Regions from separate parts of the Homo sapiens genome. Here region 2 is linked to region 1. Evidence: read pairs that join two places in POLR2A ChIA-PET (ENCODE). Cell type or tissue: A673. All regions are shown on one strand.

Region 1 (8,000 bases):
CTGTAGTATTGGTTTTTAACATGGAAATTTTAGTCAATACCTGGGCTGAAGTATCAGTGTTTCCAACCTACCTACCCAAAAAAAGGATTCAAGGTTATTCCTCAATCAGTACTGCCATAATATATAAAGCACTTACAGAGATCAATAAGAACAAGTTTAAAAACAAAGAGCATGGACAGGCAGTTTACAGAAATGCCAACAGCCAGTATGAAAAGAGACTGGCTTTTTAAGGTAATGAAATGTAATTTGAGCAGTGACATTACACTGGGTGGGCAAAGATGACTGTCACTCTCGTGGTTTATGTCCCCTTGAGTCAATGGGTAAGGCTGGAATTAAACTGGCAAGTGGAGAAATGACAGCAGCCTCACCTGGAGTCTGTTTTTTTGGGTGGAGCAACAACTGCCATGTCCACAGTAATGATGAATGCTTCTCGAGCCACGTCGCTGCCAAGGTCTTCACAGGCATTTCTAAAAATGAAGAATCCTTGACTGCAGACACGCAAGTTAAAAATCACTAATTATGTTCTCGATCCAGGGAATATAGTTAATAACTTTTGTGTAGACTCCATACTGACCTGCTTCCCCACAATTCATGGAACCCCAGGACACTATTCCTCCCACAAACCACCTCTCTGTTTCACTATCTAGAAACACCAGTGCCCCTCCGCTGTCACCTCTGCAGCTGTCCTTGCCCCCACTTTCTAAGCCAGCACAAAGCATGTTAGCAGTTACACTTCCCCTTGGATAGGGTGGCTTTTCATATGCAGCAGTACATTTTTGATGGTCAACAATCGGTATGTCGACATACATTAGATTTCTAGCAAGAAAACCCCTTTGGGTTAATCCCCATCCAGATGCAGTTCCAATGTCATCTGTCCTCATAAAGGATTCAGCTTCTTTTCTTGGCAGACAAATAGGCGTGATGTTGCTATTGATTACAACTTTGTTATTCAATTTAATCAGTGCTATGTCATTGTCAAAGCCAGCATCATGAGTATAACCTTCATGTATAAAAACAGCTTCAGACCAGGCTTGTGTATAATGAGGTGATAGTCTTTTCAGGGTGCCCATTCGAATGTCCAGGGCGGATGCATCATGTTTTTGCTCATAGACGGCATGAGCAGCTGTTAGGACCCAGTTGTCATATAAAAGTGCACCTGCTGCTGTGGTTCCACCTAATATCAGGACTTGCCAAGGAAAATCACCAGGTTTTGCCTTTTGCCCTCCATATATACGCCCTCCTGTTGTGCGGGCTGATAGTCCACAAACTGGAGAAAGAAGCAGATAGGTAGAGAGCCTTTGTAAAAATGTCAATCGTGTTTTTCTTAAATTATGACCGCCTTGAAGTATATATTTGATGTCAACCAAAAATTATATTACATGAATTGGTGGGTGACTACCTATACAGGCAAGTGAGGCTATTTTAAAACATCACAGTTCAAACACCTGATAAAACCTTTTGGTATTTCTTAGCTCCTCAGAAAATGAGATTAGTGAAAACTGACTTTTAGAAGTTATTTTGTTTTGCTAAAATAATTTGGTCTATAAGATTGGGAAAATTGGCCGGGTGCAGTGTCACACCTGTAATCCCAGCACTTTGGGAGGCTGAGATGGGTGGATCACCTGAGGTCAGGAGTTTGAGACCAGCCTGGCCAACATGGTGAGACCCTGTCTCTACTACATACACAAAAATTAGCCGGGCGTGGTGATGGGCACCTGTAATCCCAGCCACTTGGGAGGCTGAGGCAGGAGAGTTGCTTGAACCTGGGAGGCGGAGGTTGCAGTAAGACAAGTCACACCACTGCACTCTAGCCTGGTAAGAGCAAAACTCCATCTCAAAAAAAAAAGGAGATTAGGAAAATTAACAGGGCAAGCAGGCATTGTCTGAGCAGATGGACTGGATGATGTGCATAGGAATTAGAAGGATATAACCTTTTCATTGTTTCTGTTTTCCTACTTGTAAAATGGGTATTTATGTAATCCTAGGAAAGCAGGAACTAAAGTCAGTATCAGGATTTGCAAAATTACTTTTACCTTTGAACATACAAATGTTTTAGAAATTAGAATGTTGCAGTTGTGGCTAGGACCCTGTGGATTCCAAAATTTTATTTTTGGTCTAGTTGATTCTTCCAAACTAAGTTTTATTGTATCTTTATTGCAAATTAAATACGCCCATTAATGTAGCATATATGTTTGCTGTTGTGGTAGTGTACTTGCATTAATACCTACAGACGTTGTGTTAGCCAAATACAGGTTTAAAAAAACTAATTTGAGCCAAATAACACAAGGGTAATTAATATATTACTATCTTTCTGGGTTTTTTTTCTTTTTTTTTTTTTTTTTTTTTTTTTGAGACAGAGTCTCGCTCTGTCACCCAGGTTGGAGTGCAGTGGTACAATCTTGGCTCACTGCAAGCTCTGCCTCCCAGGTTCATGCCATTCTCCTGCCTCAGCCTCCTGAGTAGCTGGGACTACAGGCACACGCCACCACACCTGGCTAATTTTTTGTATTTTTAATAGAGATGGGGTTTCACCGTTTTAGCCAGACTGGTCTTGATCTCCTGACCTCACGATCTGCCCGCCTCAGCCTCCCAAAGTGCTGACTTTTTTTTTCTTTTTCTCTTTTTTTTTGAGACAGAGTCTCGCTCTGTTGCCCAGGCTGGAGTGCAGTGGCGCAATCTTGGCTCACTGCAAGCTCCACCTCCCGGGTTCACGCCATTCTCTTGCCTCAGCCTCCCGAGTAGCTGGGACTACAGGCGCCTGCCACCACACCAGGCTAATTTTTTGTATTTTTTTTTTTTTAGTAGAGACGGAGTTTCACCATGTTGGCCAAGATGGTCTCGATCTCCTGACCTCGTGATCTTTCCGCCTTGGCCTCCCAAAGTGCTGGGATTACAGGCGTGAGCCACCATGCCTGGCCCTGATTTGTTTTTTTAAATCATTCTACAGAGGGGGAGGTTGCAGTGAGCCGAGATTGCGCCACTGCACTCCAACCTGGCAAGAGAGCGAGATTCCGTCTCAAAAAATAATAATAATAATTCTACTCAACTATTATCTTTGGAGCCAATTCTGGTTAAAAAAAAAAGTACTATTAAAAGGCAGATTGCATTGATGTTTAAAAACTAGATGTTGAAAACAATTGCTTGGGGAAATTATTTGCTTTGGGTTTTAATAGCATTTTAACATAGAATAGTAACTCAACAGAAGAACTTGTGTTTATAAATGTATAAGTTGGTCAAGATAATTTTTAAAATCTTTTTTTTTTTTTTTTTTTTTTTGGATATGGAATTTCACTACTGTTGCCCAGGCTAGAGTATAATGGTGCGATCTGGGCTCACCGCAACCTCCACCACCTGGGTTCAAGCAATTCTGCCTCAGCCGCTCGAGTAGCTGGGATTACAGGCATGTACCACCACACCCGGCTAATTTTGTATTTTTATTAGAGACGGGGTTTCTCCATGCTGGTCAGGCTGGCCTCAGGTGACCCACCTGCCTCGGCCTCCCAAAGTGCTGGGATTACAGGCGTGAGCCACACCTGGCCTAAAAATCATTTAATTTTTTATGCTTGCCTAGTTATAAGGTCAAAGAGAATCAAATGACTGATGCAGTCAGCACCTAACAACCTCTGTATATGGGAAGGGGGTAATGAGAACATACTATTTGGAAATAATAACAGCCTAAGAGCCAAGTGCTGAAGTTACATTTCTGCCTACCACAGCTAAAGCTCTCCTCACTGTCTCCTACCCAGTCCTCCTTTCCATCAATTACCAGTCTCTTGTATAAATGTATCCATTACCAGGCTCACAGACTGGGAGTGATTTTTCTCCTTTGGAGCTCGTCCAGAATCCATCAGCCTCACACACATATTTACCTGCAAATCATTGGAAAAGCAAAAATGTTTAACTGCATGTATAAGATGGTTGTCATTTGCTTGAATACCCCCTTGAAAAATGTTGATTCTTGAGCATCAGTGGGACATAGAGGTGTCTGAAGAACCATTTTACATGATTTCATAAATAGGAGGTCTCTGCATTACCATGTTTGCTTGCAAAGTGGAAACCTTTTAGATGTGTAACTTGAATATGTATCAAGATCTCAAGTGCTTAATGATAAGGTGTTGACTTGTTAAATTAAACCATTTGGAATACATTGTGTGTTTGTAGTAGTCATTTACTAGATCTGTTTTCAGATTTTTGCAAATTGACATTAAAGTCACTTTAGCTATAATATTTCACTTAGCGGATGGGAGAAGTGGCTTTTAATCTTTTGTCTAGCCTTAGCCAAAAATGTTGGTTAAAGTTTATTTTCAGACCATGGGGGCTCAAGTTCCAAGTATTGCCCACCCCCAACTTTGAAGAATTTGCATACCATCATTCACTTTCATTGTGTAGAAGGTCTCTTCACAGCTGTACTGAATCACAGCTTTGTAGGTGGTCACTCCAGGACCTGTGATGTACTCCACTCGGCCACTGGGTAGATCATCAGGAGGGCCACAGTCAACAACTAAGAAAGAAGCATGGGAGGGAGGAATCCATTGATCATTTCAGTGCTAACTTTCCAAAGGTCTGGAGAAGCACCTTTGGGAGGCTGAGGCGGGCAAATCCCTTGAGCTCAGGAGTTTGAGACCAGCCTGGGCAACATGGCAAGACCCCCTCTCTACGAAAGGTTAAAAAGCCGAGCATGGTGGCACGTGCCTGTTGTCCCAATTACTTGAGAGGCTGAGGTGGGAGGTAACTAAATGGCTGAACTGAGGGGGAGTCGTCCATGTGGAGGAAGAGGTGTGCTGCCTTTCCTAGAGAAAGGGAATTTGAAACCACCCAGAGCTCCTTAGCACCCTCATGTCAAATATAAGAAAGATCTGCGGCCGGGCGCGATGGCTCATGCCTGTAATCCCGGCACTTTGGGAGGCCGAGGCGGGCAGATCACAAGGTCAGGAGATGGAGACCATCCTGGCTAACACGGTGAAACCCCGTCTCTACTAAAAATACAAAAAAAAAAAATTAGCCAGGCGTGGTAGCGGGCGCCTGTAGTCCCAGCTACTCGGGAGGCTGAGGCAGGAGAATGGCATGAACCCGGGAGGCGGAGCTTGCAGAGAGCCAAGATGGCACCACTTCACTCCAGCCTGGGTGACAGAGCAAGACTCTGTCTTAAAAAAAAAAAAAAAAAAGGCTGCAGCGGAACAGCACATGACATGGCACAGGTTCAATGTAAAAGGTTGCAATTTAGAAGGCAGTAAGGGTAGAAAAGGACACGATAGTAAGATTGGAGGAGCTGGGCTCGGTGGTTCAAACCTGTAATCAGCATTTTGGGAGGCCAAAGTGGGAGGGTCACTTGAGACCAGGAGTTCAGGACCAGTCTGGGCAATAGCGAAACCCTCTCTACAAAAGGTAAATTGGCTGGGCTTGGTGGCGTGGTCTCAGCTACTCAGGAGGCTGAAGCAGGAGGATGGCTTGAGCCTGGGAGGATGAGGCCGCAGTGAGCTATGATCACACCACTGCACTACCGCCTGGGTGATAGAGACTTTGTCTCCAAAACAAAAAATTCAGCTTATTCTTCTGATCCTTTTAATAAATTGAAGTTTTTAGAAAGACCTGGAAGTCTTTCTAAAGCTCACTGGGCACGGCTCACACGTGTAATCCCAGCACTCAAGAGAGGCCAGGGCAGCCTGGGCAACATAGTGAGACCCCATCTCTACCAAAAATTTAAAAGGAGCTGGGTATGTGGCACGTGCCTGTAGTCCAAGCTACTGAGGAGGCTGAGACAGGAGGATCACTTGAGCCCGGGAGTTTGAGGGTGTGTCACATGAGGTATGGTTGATCATTATCCCAGTTTGGGGTGTGTGTATTACCACATAAAATTGCCCCCCTTTTCTACATACAATAGTGTATACTTGCTCACACATGTGAATTGTGTGTAATTGGAGGGACACACACCAAAACGGTAACGATTAGGCCGGGCCTGGTGGCTCACACCTGTAATTGCAGCACTTTGGGAGGCCAAGGTGGGTGGATCACTTGAGATTAGGAGTTGGAGACAAGCCTGGGCAACATGGTGAAACCCTGCCTCTACTAAAACTAAAAAAATTACTGGGTGTGGTGGCGGGCGCCTGTAATCCCGGCTACTGGGGAAGCTGAAGCAGGAGAATTGCTTGAACCCAGGAGGCAGAGGTTTCAGTGAGTCGAGATTGTGCCACTGCACTCCAGCCTGGGTGACAGAATGAGACCCCGTCAAAAAAAAAAAAAAAAGTGGCTGGTCACGGTGGCTCACGCCTGTAATCCCAACACTTTGGGAGGCCAAGGCAGGTGGATCACTTGAAGTCAGGAGTTCAAGACCAGCCTGGCCAACATGGTGAAACCTCGTCTCTACTAAAAATAGAAAAATTAGCTGGGCTTGGTGGGAAGTGCTTGTAATCCCAGCTATTTGGGAGGCTGAGGCAGGATAATTACTTGAACCCGGGAGAAGGAGGTTGCAGTGAGCCGAGATGGCGCCACTCCACTCCAGCCTGGGTGACAGAACAAGACTCCGTCTCAAAAAATAAATAAATATTAAAAAGTAATGATTATACTTGCATATGGTGGTATTACAGGTATTAAGATGTTCATAATTTTCTGTATTTTCCATCTTCTACCATGAATATTGTTGCTTTCATACTTAGAAAAATATTGTCGGCCGGGCGCGGTGGCTCATGCGTGTAATCCCAGCACTTTGGGAAGCCAAGGTGGGTGGATCCCCTGAGGGCGGGAGTTCGAGACCAGCCTGACCAACATGGAGAAACCCCGTCTCTACTAAAAATACAAAATTAGCCGGGCGTGGTAGCACATGCCTGTAATCCCAGCTACTAGGGAGGCTGAGGCAGGAGAATCGCTTGAACCTGGGAGGCAGAGGTTGCGGTGAGCCAAGATCACGCCATTGTACTCCAGCCTGGGCAACAAGAACAAAACTGCGTCTCCAAAAAAAAAAAGAAAAAGAAAAAAATATTGTCAGGCTGGGCGCTGTGGCTCATGCCTGTACTACTAGCGCTTTGGGAGGCCGAGGCAGGTGGGTTGCCTGAGCTCAGGAGTTCAAGACCAGCTTGGGCAGCACGGTGAAATACCATCTCTACTAAAATACAAAAACTTAGCCAGGTGTGGCGGTGTGTGCCTGTAGTCTCAGCTACTCAGGAAGCTGAGGCAGGAGAATTGCTTGAACTCAGCAGGCAGAGGTTGCAGTGAGCCAAGATTGCACCACCGCACTCCAGCCTGGGCAACAGAGTGAGACTCCGTCTCCAAAAAGAAAAAAAAGAAAAAAATATTGTCAAAGAACACACTTTGGAAGCCTGAGGCGGGCAGATCACTTGACGTCAGGAGTTTGAGACCAGCCTGGCCAACATGGTGAAACCTCGTCTTTACCAAAAAAATACAAAAATTAGCCGTGCGTGGTGGCATGTGCCTGTAATCCTAGCTACTCAGGAGGCTGAGGCATGAGAATCTCTTGAACCCGGGAGGCAGAGGTTGCAGTGAGCCGAGATTGTCACCGCACTCCAGCCTGGGTGACAGAGTGAGACTCCGACACACACACACACACACACACACACACACACACACACACTCTCTCTCTCTCTCTCTCTCACACACTTTGGGAGGCCCAGGTGGGCAGATCACCTGAGGTCAGGAGTTCGAGATCAGCCTGGCCAACATGGTGAAACCCCATCTCTACTAAAAATACAAAAATTAGCCGGGTGTAGTGACATGTGCTGGTAGTGCCTCCCAGCTCCTGGGGGTAGCTGACGTGGGAGAATCGCTTGAACCCAGGAGACAGAGGTTGCAGTGATCTGAGATTGTACCACTGTACTCCAGCCTGGGCAACAGAATGAGACCCTTCTCAGAAAAAAAAAAAAAAAAAAACCTTGTCAAAGAACATATTTTTCTAAAGCACATACCTTCCCTAGTAGGTTGGTTCTGTTTTAACCTCTAAGAATGCACTGAGAGATGAGTAAAAAGAAGCAAATTTGAAATTCAAGGGC
Region 2 (8,000 bases), 510 kb before region 1:
CAAAAACCTTTATTTCGGTCCCTGACTATTTGCATCTCTGTTAATTAAGCATGGCTAATTTGATATGTAGATGGGATGGGGAGGGTTAAGGGTTAGATGAATAGAGGTCTACTCCCTGCCTCCCCCGGGTGGTGGGCAGGGGTGCTCCACAGACCTGCAAGACTGAACAGCTACACACGGCTGATGGCAAACCCGATGCCAGGGGGAACCTCCTCTCTGCCTCAGTGGTTTTGTCTCCTTGGGGATATTGAGAGCGTCATCCCGTTTCACAGACTGGACCCTCTGTGAAGGGCTGAAAAAATAAAATATAAAGGCCAGTTCTCTGTGCTCTTTTCTTACATTCTTGTAGTGTATATATTGGGAAATCCACGGGTGAACCCTTACACTGTAGAATAGAACACAAGTGTCCAAGACTCTCACTTGGTGCATTTACAATATGCAAATTCCAATTCCAATTAGATTGAAATCTCTATTTAGCAGAGTGGTTTTGTGAAATAAATAACTTTTGAAGAAGGAGGCCTGCTATATGTAATAAATATATATTTTTCCTTCAGTTGCCTGCATGGTGCTTCCTGCGTTCCCAGCCCTTGCCCGAAATGCTGATTCCGAAGCATCTTTGGGCTCTTTACAGAAGAGATGCTTCTCCTTCCCTTCCTGGCACAAGGATTTCATCCTTGATTTACAGTGCTCAGCTTGTTAGTGCCGGTGAAGGGGAGAGATGGTGTGAAGGTCGTTATGTCCGTTTTGTCCTCTTGGAGAGAAAGTGAGGGAGTGTGTTTCTTGCCGTGTGCTTGTCGTGGTAGTGGTGGAGTTGGAGAGGCCCCCACTTCTGTCAAAAGGAGTCGAGCCAAACTCTCATCCTCTCTTCTTCACCCTGTATACTACACGTTGTCCAACAGGGGGTGAATGATTTCAAAAGCGGAATTCAGAATTTCAGGAAGAGTAGCACACCACCGAGTAGAGGGCCTCCCCCTAACACCCCCCTTTTCATCATTCTCCCCTCCTCAGCCCAGCCGTGACAAACTGACAGATAATTAACAGATCAGACCCTCCTATTAGGCGTGCCCTGTGCTGGAAGCTGCTCTGGCTTTATGCAGTCCTTTAGCAGCTCTGTGTGTGTGGGTGGTGCCTCACTAAGTGGCCATAGCAGAGGGCAGGGAGTGCTTTGGGAAAAGCAAACAGAATGCTCTTTGGAAGAGAGAGTGCTTAAGAGGGAGAGCGGGGGCAGTAAGGTGCCTGGCTTGAAAGCACCTGGCGAAAAGACTCGGACTTTCAGGGTTGTGATCCGGAATACCACCGCCTGTCTCAGGGAATGGTGCGCTGGGTTATAATAGGATGCCTTATTACAAAAAACATTTTGAAGGCCACTTCCCAGGTCAGGCTATGCATTAGGTGCACTCTTCCTTCGGTGTAAGACTGTGCTGGACTTGCAAAATTGGAAGTGTGCAGCCTGTTGTGTTTCAGCCTTGGCATTAAATATTTCTACAGAGACACTGCCCTATGTGGCTTTCTCTCAGCTACCTAACTTTTCTTTCCCTGGTGGAAAGAAGAATTCATTGTGAGAATATTCATTTCTACTTACTAGTGACTTTTAAAAACTACTTTTCTTTGTTTTTGGACACAGGGACTTGCTGTGCTGCTCAGGCTGGAGTGCAGTGTGCAAACACGGCTTACTGCAGCCTTCACCTTCCGGCCGAAGTGATCCTCCCGCCTCGACCTCCATGTAGCTGGGACCATAGATGTGTGCCACCACACCCAGCTCATTTGAAATTTTTGTTGTTGTTGTTGAACAGAAGTGGTGAGAGTAAAATAAAAATAAATTAAATAAATAATATGTTTTGGTAGTGACAGGGTCTCACTTTGTTGCCCAGGCTGGGTCTCAAATTCCTGGGCTCAGGCGATCCTCTCACTTCAGTCTCCCACAGTGCTGGGATTACAGGCATGAGCTGTTGTGCCTGGCCTTCTTCTTCTTTTTTTTTTTTTTGTTTTTTTAACTAGAGACAAGGTCTCACTCTGTCACCCCAGGCTGGAGTGCAGTGCTGCGGTCATAGGTCACTGCAGCCTCAACCTTCTGAGCTCAAGCGATCCTCCTGCCCCAGCCTCCCAAGTAGCTAGGACCACAGGCATATGCCAACATGCCCAGCTAATTTTTAAATTTTTTGAAGAGACAGGATTTCACTGTGTTGTCTAGGCTGGTCTCAAACTCTTGGCCTCAAGTGATCCTCCCACCTTGGCCTCCCAGAGTGCTGGATTATAGTCATGAACCACCATGGCCGGCCCTGAAAACTACTTTTCTACTTCCCTTATGGTGGCCACCCTTCTCATCTTCATGATTTGAATATTAACATAAAGATAAATTTAGCAACATGTAGGGGCTACACGTAGGCTCAGGTCCTTAGGCCTGGCATGTTGGAGCAGAAAGAAACACCTAATTGCATCAAAACCACTCTAAGTTCATGTATGTGGAGCCCATCAAGCTGAAAGCATCCAGACAGCATCTGCTGTTATCAAATCACTCGTGAATCCAGCTAATTAAAATAGAGCTTCATTTTTCTGAACCATTGTTTGGCAGGAATTCGAAACGGGTCTAACCCAATTTCTGCATGTTTATGAGCCTTTATTATATCAGAGGTACTTTTCTGTAAATGTACAGGGCAGCGTTAAATGAATTGATCCACACAGTATCACTGTAGACGCACTATGGACTTGCTAATGATTTCTCTTCCAGCTTTCTGGTTTCCAGACATACTCTTGAAAGCTTTATCTTCTCTTTTTCTATCCTCTGCTCTTTGCCGTTGTCTTTTTTTTTTTTTTTAAACATTTTGAACTTTCCTTTTACTTTTTAATCTTCTTTTTTCTTTGGAAACAGGAAAACTATCCCCTTAAAGAAGTTTTCTTTTCCATTTCTCTTTTTCTTCCTCTCTTCCTGTTTTTGTTTTTCTTCTAGTGGATAAGATTTGTCTTTTCTTCCTTTATTTCTTGCTGTTTTCTATTCTCTCCTTTTCTTTTCTTTTTCTCTCTTATCTTTTCTCCCTTTTATACTTTCTCCCATTCCTTTTCTCTAACCTTCTCTTTCTCCTTTTTCTCTTCTTTCTATCTCCTCCCATTTTCCCTAATAAAATATCCTTATACCTTTGTCTCCACATGCAAATACTGACTAGGGAAGATGGGGGTGCCCGTGGAGGCAGAGCTATCTGGCTGCTCTAAGATGATGTCAGCTGAGTTTACTTCTCTGAATTTGCTTTCATGCTTTATTTTAGGTTTTAAAAAGATTTTTCAAGCCACATCTACTCTACTTTATAGTCTGTAATCCTACTTTGAAGATGAAAAGTGTTACATAAATGCTAACTAATTATTCCTTATACCACTTTGTGAGTCTCTAAGCAGTATTAGTTCCAGTTTACAGATGAGGAAGCAGGAACGGGAAAGGTAAGTAGCTCTGAAAGTTACTGAAGAAGTTGGTGACTGAGTTAGAATTAAACCTGGCTCATCTTTGGCTTTGCTTTTTGATTACCACCTTATGGGTGTTGACTTTTTTCCCCCCTAAGAATCATACATATTTAAGGTGAGGTTGAGTGAATACCATCCCCTTGGCCCCTTCTCATTATATACTTTTAACCTTCTGAAGTTTCATTTGTAGTCTTTAGATGTTAAATGAATTTCTAGGTAATTCCTGGGAAAGAAGGATGCTGAACCACTTGTGGGCTGGTAAAAACCCTGTCTATTAGTCTTAAAGCAGAGTGCTCACTTTCTCTTTCCAACAGCTTCCAGTAAGTGGGCCCACGTCACACACTGGCCCCAGTGATCGTAGTGTTGTAGGAAGCGCTGCCATATTTGATTGAATTTAGCCATTCTGGAATGACGTGTTCATGAAGTCGGCTCTTGCATTACCGTGGCCTTTATTATTGCTAATGCATTCTGACATTACAGGTGTAGCCTTGGCTCTCCCAGAAAGGGCAAGGCTGCTCTTACCAAACGAAAGAGCAGAATTTATGAAACTGTTACACAGTGAGGCCAGTGTTCACCTTTAGTTACTAAGCAGAGTAAGGGAAATAAATGCTTTTATAGAAAAGATAGCCAGTGACAGCAGTCTATCCTGATTCCTCACCCAGCACTGTTTCAAAAAGTGGATCAATTAATATTGTTGCCAGACAGAGAACGAGGACCAATGGTTAGGAGGTTCAGGAAAGTAGATTTCAACTCAGTTTAAAGAGGCACTCCTGAAAATGAGCTGACAGTCTCTTAAGGGAGTAGTTTCCCTGCTCATTATGAGCATTCAAGAGGAGGCTTCCTGATCATTTGTCAGGGTTGTTGGAGAGGGGAGTCCCTAGGTCATGGGTGGGACCAGATGGCTCAAGATCTCTTTTGGCTTGTTTCCTCATCTTAGATTGCTACAGCACAAACAGCATCTTTCCTGCTTCTATTTTGACTTTACAAGTGGCTGGTGTACCGTGAGGACCTGTGAATGCTCAGTAGCTATTCATTATTTAATCTCTGGCTTCCTGCTTCTTAATCTAACATGAATCAAAGCTGTTCTTGTTCAATTCAGGAAAACCACCATCTCTGGCACCTCCTAGAATGAGGCATTCTGGATAGTTACGTTTTCTGGATGGTCATCAGGAGCCATTTGAAAGCAGAACAAACAAAACACTTTAAAACTTTTGGCTGGGAATTATGTAAAATGGATTACATACTTTCTTGCTTTATTAAGCTGAATATCTGGAATATAATTTAATCGTGATGACTCAGTATTGTCATTTTAGATGAACGTGTTTATATGGTGTTATAAGCATAGCTGTGTTTTCAAAACCTGTTGAAATATAGATGTGTTGTATATTTGCCCCTACTTGAAATGACTCCACCGATTCTAAATGACCCCAGACTAATAAGCTTTTTGAATTTTTTTGTTTGCTTTTCATGGATGTTTCTCTCTTGGCATTTGCTGTTGGGCTTTTTTTTGCTGTCACATCTTTGTTTGGTGTTTCTGTACTAGCTGGCTCCTTCCTCTCTGTTCTTATTTGCAGCTTTTATCTTCTATGATTTGGATACCAGATAACTAAGCTTGTATATAAAATAAATAGTAAGTAGCGTGAGTAAAGCTTCGCAGCGTATAAAATATATGGAATTTGTAATATCTTTTTTGGCTGCCCTGATTTCTTCTGCTATTCCCTGTCTCCTCCTTCTCTGTTGGTTTTCTCCTTTTTTTGAATTGGGTGTCAGCTTGGAGAGATGAAATCTGGAAAGACTGGGTCTTGTCCTTGACCTAAGCCCATATCTCTGGCCCAGGTATCAGCGACTGCCTCATGGAATCAACTTAGAAATTATAAAATGGCACAGGTAGGGGGTCCTGAAGGTCATCTGTTTAACCCCTTATTTTATAGCAGTGAAGGAATCTGAGGCACTGAGTGGGGACATAAGAGGCCAGGTTCATGACAGTATTTGTGTAAGGTAAAAAAAAAAAAAAATCTTGTAGGAAAATTCTCTGCTGGCTTATCAGCAAGTTCAGAATTAAAGTACATAAACCAAAAAAAGGCTTCTGTTTGTGGCAGCGTTTGGCTGTGTTTGCACTCAAGACTATTATCGATATTCTAGGAGAAGCTTTAATCCTTTCATTCAAACTTACAAGAAATGCTGTTTCCTTTTAGTTAAAAAAAAAAAAAAAAAAAAAATCCAAGAGAGCATTTGATTTGAGGAACCAAAAGTCTAGAAAATGTATCCGGGAGTCCTCGTCAATTTGGGGCATAATGAAATATAAAAAATACTCAATAAAAGCTCCTTTATTACTTTAACTGTTTAAATGTGGAGTTTTTAGCCATCAGGTTAATGTTTTGGTATCATTTTTTTATTTGATTGTGAGCACTTTTCCAGGTAGCTCTGCCACTCGAGCGCTAATCAGATTCCCACAGATAAATGGTGCTAGCTGCAGCCTGACATCACTGCGTTTTTGCTTCAACATTATTTTATTTTATTTGGTTTTCCTGTAAAAGTTAATAACTCCATGTCCATGTGTTTAAACAGGCAAGAAGAGAGAGAGAGAAAGGACAGTGAGCAGAAAAGGATGAGGGATGTTTCAGGAAGCTTGTGCAAAATTGAGGAAATTTAGGGATTTTTGTAATTTCCAGGTATCTTACCTTATGAACAGTATGTGAAGAACCAAGAAGGTTACAAAGCAAGATGGTAATTCATAATCCTTCAGATAACAAAAAGTGAACTTCTCTGTTTCTCAGACAGAGCTGGGAAGAATTTGAAAGGAGTTACCATTGATTTAAAGGAGGAAGATGCTCAATAAACTGATTTGCTTAATGGTGAGAATTGTGTAAATTTTGTGTTATTCATAAGTAAATTACATGCTCATCTGGCTTCTCCTAGATGACCAAGATGGGGAAGGGCATCAGATATAGGGCATAAAGACCCTCCTTTTCATCTTCCCATTATTGGTAGGACACAGTGACTCTTGGCCAAGATGGCTCTGGTGCTCAGTAGGCCTTTGTGGAATCATTTGATTGATTGATTGATTGATTGATTGATTTTTAGAGACGGGGTCTCACTCTGTCACCCAGGCTAGAGTGAAGCAGTACAATCATAGCTCAGTGTAACCTCAAACTCCTGAGCTCAAGCCATCCTCCCACCTAGCTCCCCAAGTAGCTGGAGCGCCACTACGCCAAGCTATTTAAAAAAAACAAATTTTTTTTTGAAACAATGGAGTCTCGTTATGTTGCCCAGGCTGGTCCCGAACTCTTGGCCTCCAGCCATCCTCCTGCCTCAGCCTCCCAAAGTGCTGAATTATAGGCGTGGGCCACCATGCCCGGCCGGATCATTTATTTTTTAAAGTGTGTGTTTGTTTATTGGTAGCTGTGCTGGCTAATAATAGGGATGTTTATGGTATTTAGTGAAAGGTTGCTGAATGGTTCAAAGCCATGAGGACTACCTTTGGGTTCTTCTTGTGTGTGATGGATTTCCTCACTGAGCTGAAAATTTCTTAATTGGGGTTTATCAGAGAAGGCAACTGGACTGATGTCTCTTGATTCAGTTTCTCTTCCAAACTTGTACCTTGATACTAAAGACAGTCCGTGGGTACAATCTGATGATGGCTGTGATAATCAGTTTCACAGCCCTTATGTCATTACTTCTGAAAGATGTGTAAAAAAAAAAAAAGACATTTTCCTCATCTGCGTCAGCGGTATAGCTTGTATTGCTTTCCTGTGTTTCACACTTTGTGTTGATATGTTACTTGTGAAGTCGTCTACAAGGGTGTGACCTGTATTAGATACCGCTTTTTTAGAAAATGGAACCTGACCACCAACTTGTCCCTGTGGAGAGCCCATTTCTGGCCACTCTCTGGGGCTGGTGTGCTTGGTGAGGAAGTTGACTTTCCTCTGACAGTAGCTGATTGTATATGACTGTTTGAATAGTAAGTTTCCAATCCTTGTCATTCTACTGTCAATTTGAAGATTTTTTTTTCTTCAAAATGGAGTGTCACTCTGTCACCCAGGCTGGAGTGCAATGGCGTGGTCTCAGCTCACTGCAACCTCCGCCTCCTGGGTTCAAGCGATTCTCTCATTTCAGCTTCCCGAGTAGCTGGGACTGCAGGCACATGCCACCACACCCGGCTAATTTTTGTATTTTTAGTATAGATGGGGTTTCACTAAATTGGCCAGGCTGATCTCGAACTCTTGACCTTGTGATCCGCCCGCCTTGGCCCCCTAAAGTGTTGAGGTTGCAGGCGTGAGCCACTGCGCCTGGCTGATTTTTTTTTTTTTTGAGACAGAGTCTCATTGTGTCTTCCAGGCTGGAGTGCAGTGGTGTGATCTTGGCTCACTGCAACCTCTGTCTCCCAGGTTCAAGCGATTCTCCTACCTCGACCTCCCTAGTAGCTGGGACTATAGGTGCGTGCTGCCACACCCGGCTAATTTTTTGTATTTTTAGTAGAGACGGGTTTCACCGTGTTAGCCAGGATGGTCTCGATCTCCTGACCTCGTGATCCGCCCGCCTCAGCCTCC

The links. ChIA-PET counts read pairs that join two places held together with the same protein. Peaks named below come from ENCODE experiments on the same cell type or tissue, not always from the same donor. Only the 100,000 strongest peaks of a DNase experiment are listed, where the experiment ranks them.
Region 2: POLR2A ChIA-PET joins it to region 1 with 11 read pairs; 3 of 35 experiments call an interaction of 5 or more read pairs at or near these places.

What each region holds. Positions count from the first base shown.
Region 1 is chr1:11,026,382-11,034,381 of GRCh38, forward strand. It overlaps MASP2 (MBL associated serine protease 2), which reads right to left. Exons shown (of 11, transcript NM_006610.4): 9 at 4,367-4,501; 10 at 3,795-3,869; 11 at 142-1,267. The coding sequence ends at 504. It also overlaps a transcript of TARDBP not described here. Among named protein-coding and RNA genes, the nearest start is that of MASP2, 17 kb to the right of the region's middle. In A673, no CTCF peak of the experiment used is centred here; no DNase peak of the experiment used is centred here.
Region 2 is chr1:10,518,179-10,526,178 of GRCh38, forward strand. The region is part of intron 2 of PEX14 (peroxisomal biogenesis factor 14); the gene reads left to right. Among named protein-coding and RNA genes, the nearest start is that of PEX14, 47 kb to the left of the region's middle. In A673, no CTCF peak of the experiment used is centred here; a DNase peak (open chromatin) is centred at 4,443.